Linked DNA regions of Mus musculus: region 1 is linked to region 2. A link is a contact called in ENCODE Hi-C or POLR2A ChIA-PET data. All regions are on one chromosome and are shown on one strand. Each heading gives the region's core, a stretch centred on a gene start or an enhancer-like site at or near the end of the contact. The rest is flanking DNA. Distances are from core to core; before and after follow the strand shown.

Region 1 (4,157 bases), core at 798-3,297, 200 kb before region 2:
GATGGTACCACCTGGGCCTCCATTTGTGCGGATGAGGCTAGAGAGGGTACCATGTGTGAGGGCTAGGCTTGGGTGGCACAGTTTCTTTCATGGAAGCATTAAGAGGCTTACAAAGTGGAAGTGTTATAAAAATCAGTGAAATATCTCTAAGGGACTACCCCTCGATTCCCCAAGTGTATATTGGCTGAGCAGCCACCAATAACAAGTGGGGACACCTGTGTGCCAGATGATACCCCAGCCACCCCTTCAGCAAGGGTGTTCTTTTGTGGAACATGGAGACAGCGTAAGACACCTTCGCCATAGCTCCAGTCTATAGAGGAGACGAGGCTCACTGTGGTCTGTTGCCAGGATGGGTGTGAAGACCTTAACTACTGCTGGTTAGCAGCTATAGACCCAGACAACACCAGGGAAAATAAAGGAAATAAAGAACACTCTAGTTGAACCCAACTCTTTTTGCTGTTTAGAACCAGCAAAATTAGGACTGAAGAGATAGTTCAGCTGTTAAGAGCACTGACTGCTCTTCCAGAGGTCCTGAGTTCAATTCCCAGCAACCACATGGTGGCTCACAACCATCTGTAATGGGATCTGATGCCCTCTTCTGGTGTGTCTGGTGTGTACTCATATACATAAAACAAATAAATAAATCTTTAAAAAAAAAAAAAGAACCAGCAAAATTGTCTCCTTATTGAGTTGCATGTTCTAGAATGTCATCCCACCTTACACAGAAGTTGTTCAAGGAAGAGAATGCAGATGAAAAAGTCAAATACACTCTGTGGTTTCAGAAGTCATGAGTTTCACTCCTTTGTGTTCACATGTGGGACAAAGAACGTTCTGGAAGCATTAGTTTTTGGACCAAGGCTCATATTTGCGGTGAATGCATCCCTACCCTGTGTGCCTCCCACAGGAGTGCCAGCAGGTCCATCCCTACCCTGTGTGCCTCCCACAGGAGTGCCAGCAGGTCCATCCCTACCCTGCGTGTCTTCCACAGGAGTGCCAGGAAGTCCATCCCTACCCTGTGTGCCTTCCACAGGAGTGCCAGCAGGTCCATCCCTACCCTGTGTACCTTCCACAGGAGTGCCAGCAGGTCCATCCCTACCCTGTGTGCCTCCCACAGGAGTGTCAGGAGGTCCATCCCTACCCTGTGTGCCCCCCACAGGAGTGCCAGCAGGTCCATCCCTACCCTGTGTGTCTTCCACAGGAGTGCCAGCAGGTCCATCCCTACCCTGTGTGCCTTCCACAGGAGTGCCAGGAGGTCCATCCCTACCCTGTGTGCCTCCCACAGGAGTCCCAGCAAGTCCATCCCTACACACTGACTCTCTACAGTCTTTGCAAACACACTGATGCCCAAGCACTGTCGGGTGCAATCCTACAAGCACATTTGTGTGTGAAGCTAGATCCTTTTCAACCAAGGCAGTGAGCAGGACGCTACCTTGGTTGGCTGAGGGGCTCTGGGGCAGGTGTTGTAGTCAGTGTCCATCCTCAAGGACACCAATAGCCATTTGCTTTGCCACTAATCTTTATGGCTGCTAACACCCTGGATACACCTGCTCTGATATGAAATCTGCTAAAATATTCCTGTGTAGTGATTAGGGAATAATACTATTCAAATACTGAAAAGTCATACTCCCAGGCCTCAGCACACTGGCCAGGATGTAGCCCACTGGTGGAGCCACTTGCCCAGCTTGGGTTAAGCTCTGGATCCTGTCCCATCGCCACCAGAAAACAATTCATCTCAGTGCAGTGAGTTCTGATAGATATGAAATGAACTAGACAGGAATTTCAGTAAAGATGGTTGATCACTATGGAAAAGTAAGACCTAAGCAGTGAATGGCTTAAAGGAGGGAGGATACTCCAGGGCTCTCAATGATCAGGAGTGGACAGTGACTCTCCTGTGGATTTGTGCTCAGTCAGAAAAGAAGCAGAGTCCAGACCAGGCCTTGAGTAGCAGGTCAAAGTTATGTGCAGAAGTGTCCCAGGAGGGAGTAACCCCTCTGTGGGCTAAGAAGGCCGTGTGCCAGGAGGGGGCGCTACTGTCTGTGTCTGTCTGGGAGTGCTGGAAGGATCAACACACTGGGCTGATTTCTGAAGCACACTGTGTGTGTCTGAGGAGCTACTCCAAAGGCAGAGCTTGAAATTCAAACGTGACTTCCAAGGCACGGGGATAGTTTGAATTATCGAGTTAGTCTTTTATGAAGCCTTTCAGTGTGCAAGCCTGCGAGAGTTCAGAAGTGCAGAGGGGTTGCACAGCCAAGTTCACTGGTTCTGATAGTAAGAAAAGTCCAAGTGTATCTGGAATGTTCTTTCTTTCACCTCCTGTGCTGCTTGTTTTTGTCAACTTGACACAAACCTAAATATATCTGAGAAGAGTGGGAATAAGTTTGGCCTATAGGCAAAGCTGCAAGGCATTCTCTGGATTGATGATTGATGTTCGAGCACCAGTCCACGGGAGTCAGTGCCTTCCTTGAGCAGGCAGTGTTGAGTGTACTAGGAAGGAGGCTGAACAAGACACAAGGAATGCTGTTCCTCCGTGGCCTCCAGATTCCCGCCCCGAGTTTCTCTCTTGACTTCCTGGATGACAGGCTTATAAACCCTTTCCTCCCCAAGTTATATTCGTATTTTATCACAGCAACAGAAATCCTAAGACTTACAGTGTTCACGCCCAGACCACCTCCTGGGGTCTTTTTGTGTCCTGGGCACTGTTCTGACCCTGTCTCAGTGGCCACGCTTGGTTCAGCTGCTTCTTTCCATAACTCCCTGTGGTTCACTTGTACCATTTCTGTTAATAACTGAGATTCTCATTTCTCTCTTTTTGTTACAAAAGCCCAACCTCCTGTATAGTTAGGGTTTTGTTTGTTAGTTTGCTGAACTTAAAAGCTTGGAACCTGACATTTCTTTACTAAACTCTACTTTGGAAGATTTAAGTCATCACCCATCACCCACATCTCCAGATGGGTCTGGTCTCCTGTTCTCTTGTTTAGAATTCATGTCCCACCTGAGGTCAGTCCTAAGCAGATCTGACAGGTTACCAAATCACTGAACAGGTGACAGAGGGGACGAGATGGAAAGCAGCAATCTGGAGTGTGACTACACAGATGTGGCCCACGACTGGTGCTGTTCAGAGTTCTAGGGCCAGAGCCAGGCTTGAGGTCAAAGCAGAAGAATCCTAAGTTCAAGGCCAGCCTGGAGAACTTAACAAGAGTCAGTCTCAAAGTAATAGAATGAAACAAATAGACAAACAAAACTCTGGGGCTGTAGTTCAGTGGCAGGGTCTTGTGTGGTGTGCTTGAAGCCTTGAGTTCAATCTCTACTACCAAATAAAGTAAAAATAAATTAAAATAAAATAAAATAAAAAAGAGCCAGAGATCTTGCTGAGGTCTTACAGCCTCTTACCTGATTTCCTCACTTACCCTGCCTTGATGTTTTACCATAAGAAAACAGGCTGGGACCTACTTTACTGGGTCCAGGAACATGGACACCTTTTACGAAATCTCCTAAATCATGAGTTTTGGCAACCAGTTTTAGAATTTAAGTTTTAAACGTGGAGCTGAGAGTGCGGCTCCTGGCTGCAAGTCACTCAGAGACAGAAGCCTCATATCTGCTTCGTCACCCTGATATCCTGTCCTCTCTACCACATCTGAAGTTCCTCTGCTGCCTGGTCACACTCCCTGTGTCTTCTCAGTGCCCCCATTGTTCTAAAGCTGCAAACTGAAACAAGTCTGAGACGACACATTGGGTGTGACCAGGCCCAGACATCTGCGGTCCTTGCAGTGGTTAATTGCACGTGCTGACTGCTAGAAAATGGTTGCTGGTATTTAGTCCAATGTTATTCTGTTACTCTGTGTGTGTGTGTGTGTAAGTGTATGTACATATTCATGTGAGTGTGTGTATGTCTGTACACATGAGTACACATGAGTACACATGAGTATAGAGGACAGAGCTCAGTACAGGTGTCTTCCTCAATAACTCTCCACCATATGTACTTATTTATTTGTTTATCTACTTTGAGATAAGGTCTCTTCCTGAGCTAAGCTAGCTAACCAACGAACTACAGGGATCCATCTGTCTCTCTGCCCCTCGAGCCTGGGTTCTAGACAAGTGCTACAACACCCAGCTTTTATGTAGGTGCTGAGGCTAACTGAGGTCCTTATATTTGAACT
Region 2 (3,748 bases), core at 182-2,681:
ATGTATATGCGTGTGTGTGACATGTGTGTTCACATCTGTGCCGGTGCATACAGAGGCCAACGGAGGATGTCAAAACGCCTCCTCCCCATCCCTGTTTTATTGCCTGAGACAGGGTCCTTCGCTGTGTTTGGGCTAGGCTGATGGCCAGCAAGCCCCAGCATTCCTCTTCCTTTCTCAGCCCTCCATACTGCTTGGGTCACAGGCAGGAGTGGCCTCACTGGTTTTGAATGACCTTGCCTTGTTTGTGATCATAGGAGGAAGAGATTAAGCTTTTTACCATTAAGTCTGATATTCACTGTAAGTTTAATCAAACATACATATATTTCTCTTTTAAAAAGCATTTATTTCATTTAATTATGTATATACAGGGTGTGTGTGTGTATGTGTGTGTGTATGTGTGTGTATGTGTGTGTGTGTGTGTGTGTGTGTATGTGTGTGTATGCACACAGGAATCCAGGTACCCACAGGAGCCAGAGGTTTTGGATCCCTTAAAGCTGGAGTTACAGTCAGTTGGCAGCTGTGTGATGTGAGCACTTGAGAAGTAGTATGTGCTCCTAACCGCTGAGCTATCTCTCCAACCCTCTTTCCGGGTGGGGTAGGGGGAGAGAGAGATGTGGTGGCTGGAGGAACCTTATTATATCTGCAGCAGGGTCAGGTGCTGACATAAGCAGTTGCTAGGTCTCCGAGAGTAGGCCAAGTGGAATTGCCTGTATATTAACAGGGCTAGCGTTAGGGGTCCTGGGTTTGAAGCCTAACATGGAGATCCCCACTTCTCTGAAGTGACAGACTGAAGGTGACCACATCTTACATGGACAGCTGTGGGGGTGCTGAGGTGTCTTGAGAAAAGTGAGACACTGGGCCCCGAATAATACTGTGTTTAGGGAGGGCCTGGGATAGGGAGACGCCAGACTCTTTAAGACCTGCTGTCCTGAGAGGCGCCCAAGCTTAAGCCTGACTGCTATGGAACTCAAACATAGAGTTTAGCAGAATGCTGGGTTGGTACCTGATGTCAAGACATCCGCCATACCCACAGGGTGTTCTATCCCCGGCTAGTCATACAGGAGGAAGCTCAGGCACCGAGATAGGAGGCTGCCTTGAGGCTTCACCCTTCCAGGTGCTGCATTAGCATTTTAATAGGGGCTTTCTGAGCTGCATCCCCAGGGGTCACAGTGCCCCAGGCTGCAGCAAAGCAGGTGCTTCCAGCCGGGAGATCCCCAGCTAGTATCCCTGCAGAGAGGCTTCCTGCTGCCTCTGGGTAGAAGCGGGTGTGGGAAGGAGGAGGGCGGCCTCCTAGGAATGGGAGGGAGATAGACGGGCGCTGGGGAAACGGAAACAGGTTAATTCGTTCTCCTTCCTGGATGAATAACCATATCTGCCCAGAAACGGAGTAGGTTCCTGGGGTGTACTGTGTTAATTGCCAGCCAGGCAGGGATGAGGAGGGACAGGACAAGGGATGGGGATACTAGGTGATGGAGAGTGGTTTCGAGCCTCACCTTCCTTTGTGAGAAGAATGTGATGGGACAGTTATGGCCTCAGGGACAGAATGGTGCCGAGCAGGCTTTTCTCCCTGTTCAAACCCCAAAGCCACACCTGAAACCCAGCATTGTGCTACCTCACATGCCTTGGGGCCCTTGGGATTCTCTTCCTGGCCTCCTTGCTTATCTCTAAGCAGACCAGTTCCTGGACTGTGAGGAGCGCTCATTATCTCCCCGTTGCCAAGGGCACTCTCCCTCCTTCGCCTGCTTCTAGACATTCTGCCTCCCAACACTTCCCGTGGTTAGTGCTTGCTTCCTGGCCGTGGAATCCCAGTCTTACCGCCGTATGCCCACGGCCCCTGTTTACGCTAGTGCAGCTCAGGCTATAGAAATGGCGCTGGAGAGAATCCCTTTCCAAGCCCCCGCCCCCACCCTCCCCAGTGCACTCCTCCTTAGCCCCAGCACCTTCCCAGCTCCAGAGGGCACTTCCTCTTCGTTTTTCCTCTGTCCTCAGATGACCTCACCCTTCCCAGCGAAAGGTGCTCTCTGCAGCCTCCAGCGCTGTACAGGCCTCCACATAATCTGCATAACTGGCCTCCTCTGATTTCCTGCAAAATCTAGATTCTAGGTCACTTCTGTTTCCTAAGCCTCCCCAGTGTGCAGTCAGTCCCTCTCAGAAAAGGTGTGATTCTCAGAAAAGTTTCCTAAAGCCATGTTTGGAAGTGACTGTGTTTTAAAAACAAAAGCAACCCGGGACACTAAAAATTACTTTTCTGAAGCCAAATCCTGCAGGCTAGCAAATCCCAACTTCTCTGCCCTGCCTGTTTTCAAGATGCACAATAACACGATCCTAGCAAATTTCTGTTCAGGAGTCTTTCTTTTCTCTGACGAGGCCTTAGTATTTATCTAGTAGAAATATTTCATTTGGGGATTCTCTACCCTGTAACTTTTTTAAAAAATCAGTTATTTGGCATGTGGTTCCCATTTCTAGAGCGGACTTCTCTTCCATTGTCATATATAAAGGTTCTGACAATTCACGAGGCTTTTCCAACTTTAACCTCTGCTTTGCAGAAAAGATAGCTTTGTCCAGCGAGGGCCATCTAACACCCGTCTGTATCCGCTCTGTGTTTCCCTGAGAGGTTTGGCAGGCAGCCAACTCAACGTTTTTTTTTTCCTGCAGTGTTAATTTTCACATATTTATGACAATTTCCCCAATGACAAAAATCCCAAAGTGGGAGCAGTTGTCCAATTTAGAGCCCTGTCTTTCAAATTACAATTGACAGAAAATGCAGTTGAGGAAAACCCAGCCACTAGTGCACACGTGCAAGCGCACGCACATGGGCACACACACACACACATAATTTCATGAGCTCAGGAAGTCCATCACTCTCTAAATAAAGAAACACTCAAAAGATTGACATGGGCTGAAAGATCAATAGCTGGGTGACTAGTGAGAATATGCCTAAGACAGTGAAATGAAACTGATTGTAAGGTAGAAAACCACGCAGGGGGAATCTGAAGGCTTGTGGGAACCAGCGGGCAAACATGATGATCATTGTTAAAGTAATTAACCCAAACAACTTTTGGGTAAATTCCAGGGAGTCCTCACCAGGGAAACTGATCCTTCAACAAGTTGGTTTCCAGTAAATTCTTTTCAAGCTGAGTGGCTTCAGGGGAATGAATGATGATTCATTAGTTGGCAGACTCACCCATTTCTTTAACTTTTCCTTGTTTCCTGGGTCTTTCCCTATGGAGCAACAGGTACTAGGGTTGCTAAGTCCACACCTTCCTCCTATAGTCAGATGGGCTGGCCCTCATCACATTCAAGTGGAAATGGAGACTCAGTCTCCCCCTGCTTACCTGCTCTCTTTCCTATTGTAACTCTGTGGCTATTGGACCCAGACTCTCGTCCTTAATTAAAGATGCCTTGTCCTGGACTCTGGACCTCTCAACTATGCTATGATGTCTCCTAGATGTCCAGAGTTCAGCATGTTCATTACTGAACTCTCTTTTGTGCCCTAAACGTGTACCCACTGTCAAAGCCACAGAACCATTTTAAATCCTCTTTTCCCCACGATCACCAAATGCAAGCTAAGGAGCAGCTCCTCTCTGCTGCCACAAGCTGCTCCATCCTCCTACCTGGTAGCTCCTGCTACCATGTAGCCATGTGGTCCACAGCTTTTCAGATTTGGTGCTTCTTTTGGGTAAGACCACCACCCTCGGCCTACCTGTTTTTAAGCTATTCGAAACACAGCTTCTAGGCAGGAAGTTCT

The links. Hi-C counts contacts between places; a loop is a spot of excess contacts on that map. ChIA-PET counts read pairs that join two places held with the same protein, here RNA polymerase II (POLR2A).
Region 1: a map of regulatory T cell shows a loop between it and region 2 (2.0-fold over the local background). The contact joins two enhancer-like sites. A Hi-C loop is called at or near these places in 4 of 37 maps with a recorded cell type or tissue (CH12F3, T-helper 2 cell, regulatory T cell and 1 more). POLR2A ChIA-PET finds 5 or more read pairs at or near these places in 1 of 5 experiments (Patski).

Annotation. Positions count from the first base shown.
Region 1 is chr2:128,406,786-128,410,942 of GRCm38, reverse strand. The region is part of intron 1 of Morrbid (myeloid RNA regulator of BCL2L11 induced cell death); the gene reads left to right. Among named protein-coding and RNA genes, the nearest start is that of Gm14010, 14 kb to the left of the region's middle. Within about 2 kb of position 2,047, at least 1 of the 3 ENCODE cell types and tissues checked has a DNase peak (open chromatin) inside an H3K27ac peak, as active enhancers do.
Region 2 is chr2:128,209,459-128,213,206 of GRCm38, reverse strand. No RefSeq gene overlaps it. Among named protein-coding and RNA genes, the nearest start is that of Gm14009, 42 kb to the right of the region's middle. Within about 2 kb of position 1,431, at least 1 of the 3 ENCODE cell types and tissues checked has a DNase peak (open chromatin) inside an H3K27ac peak, as active enhancers do.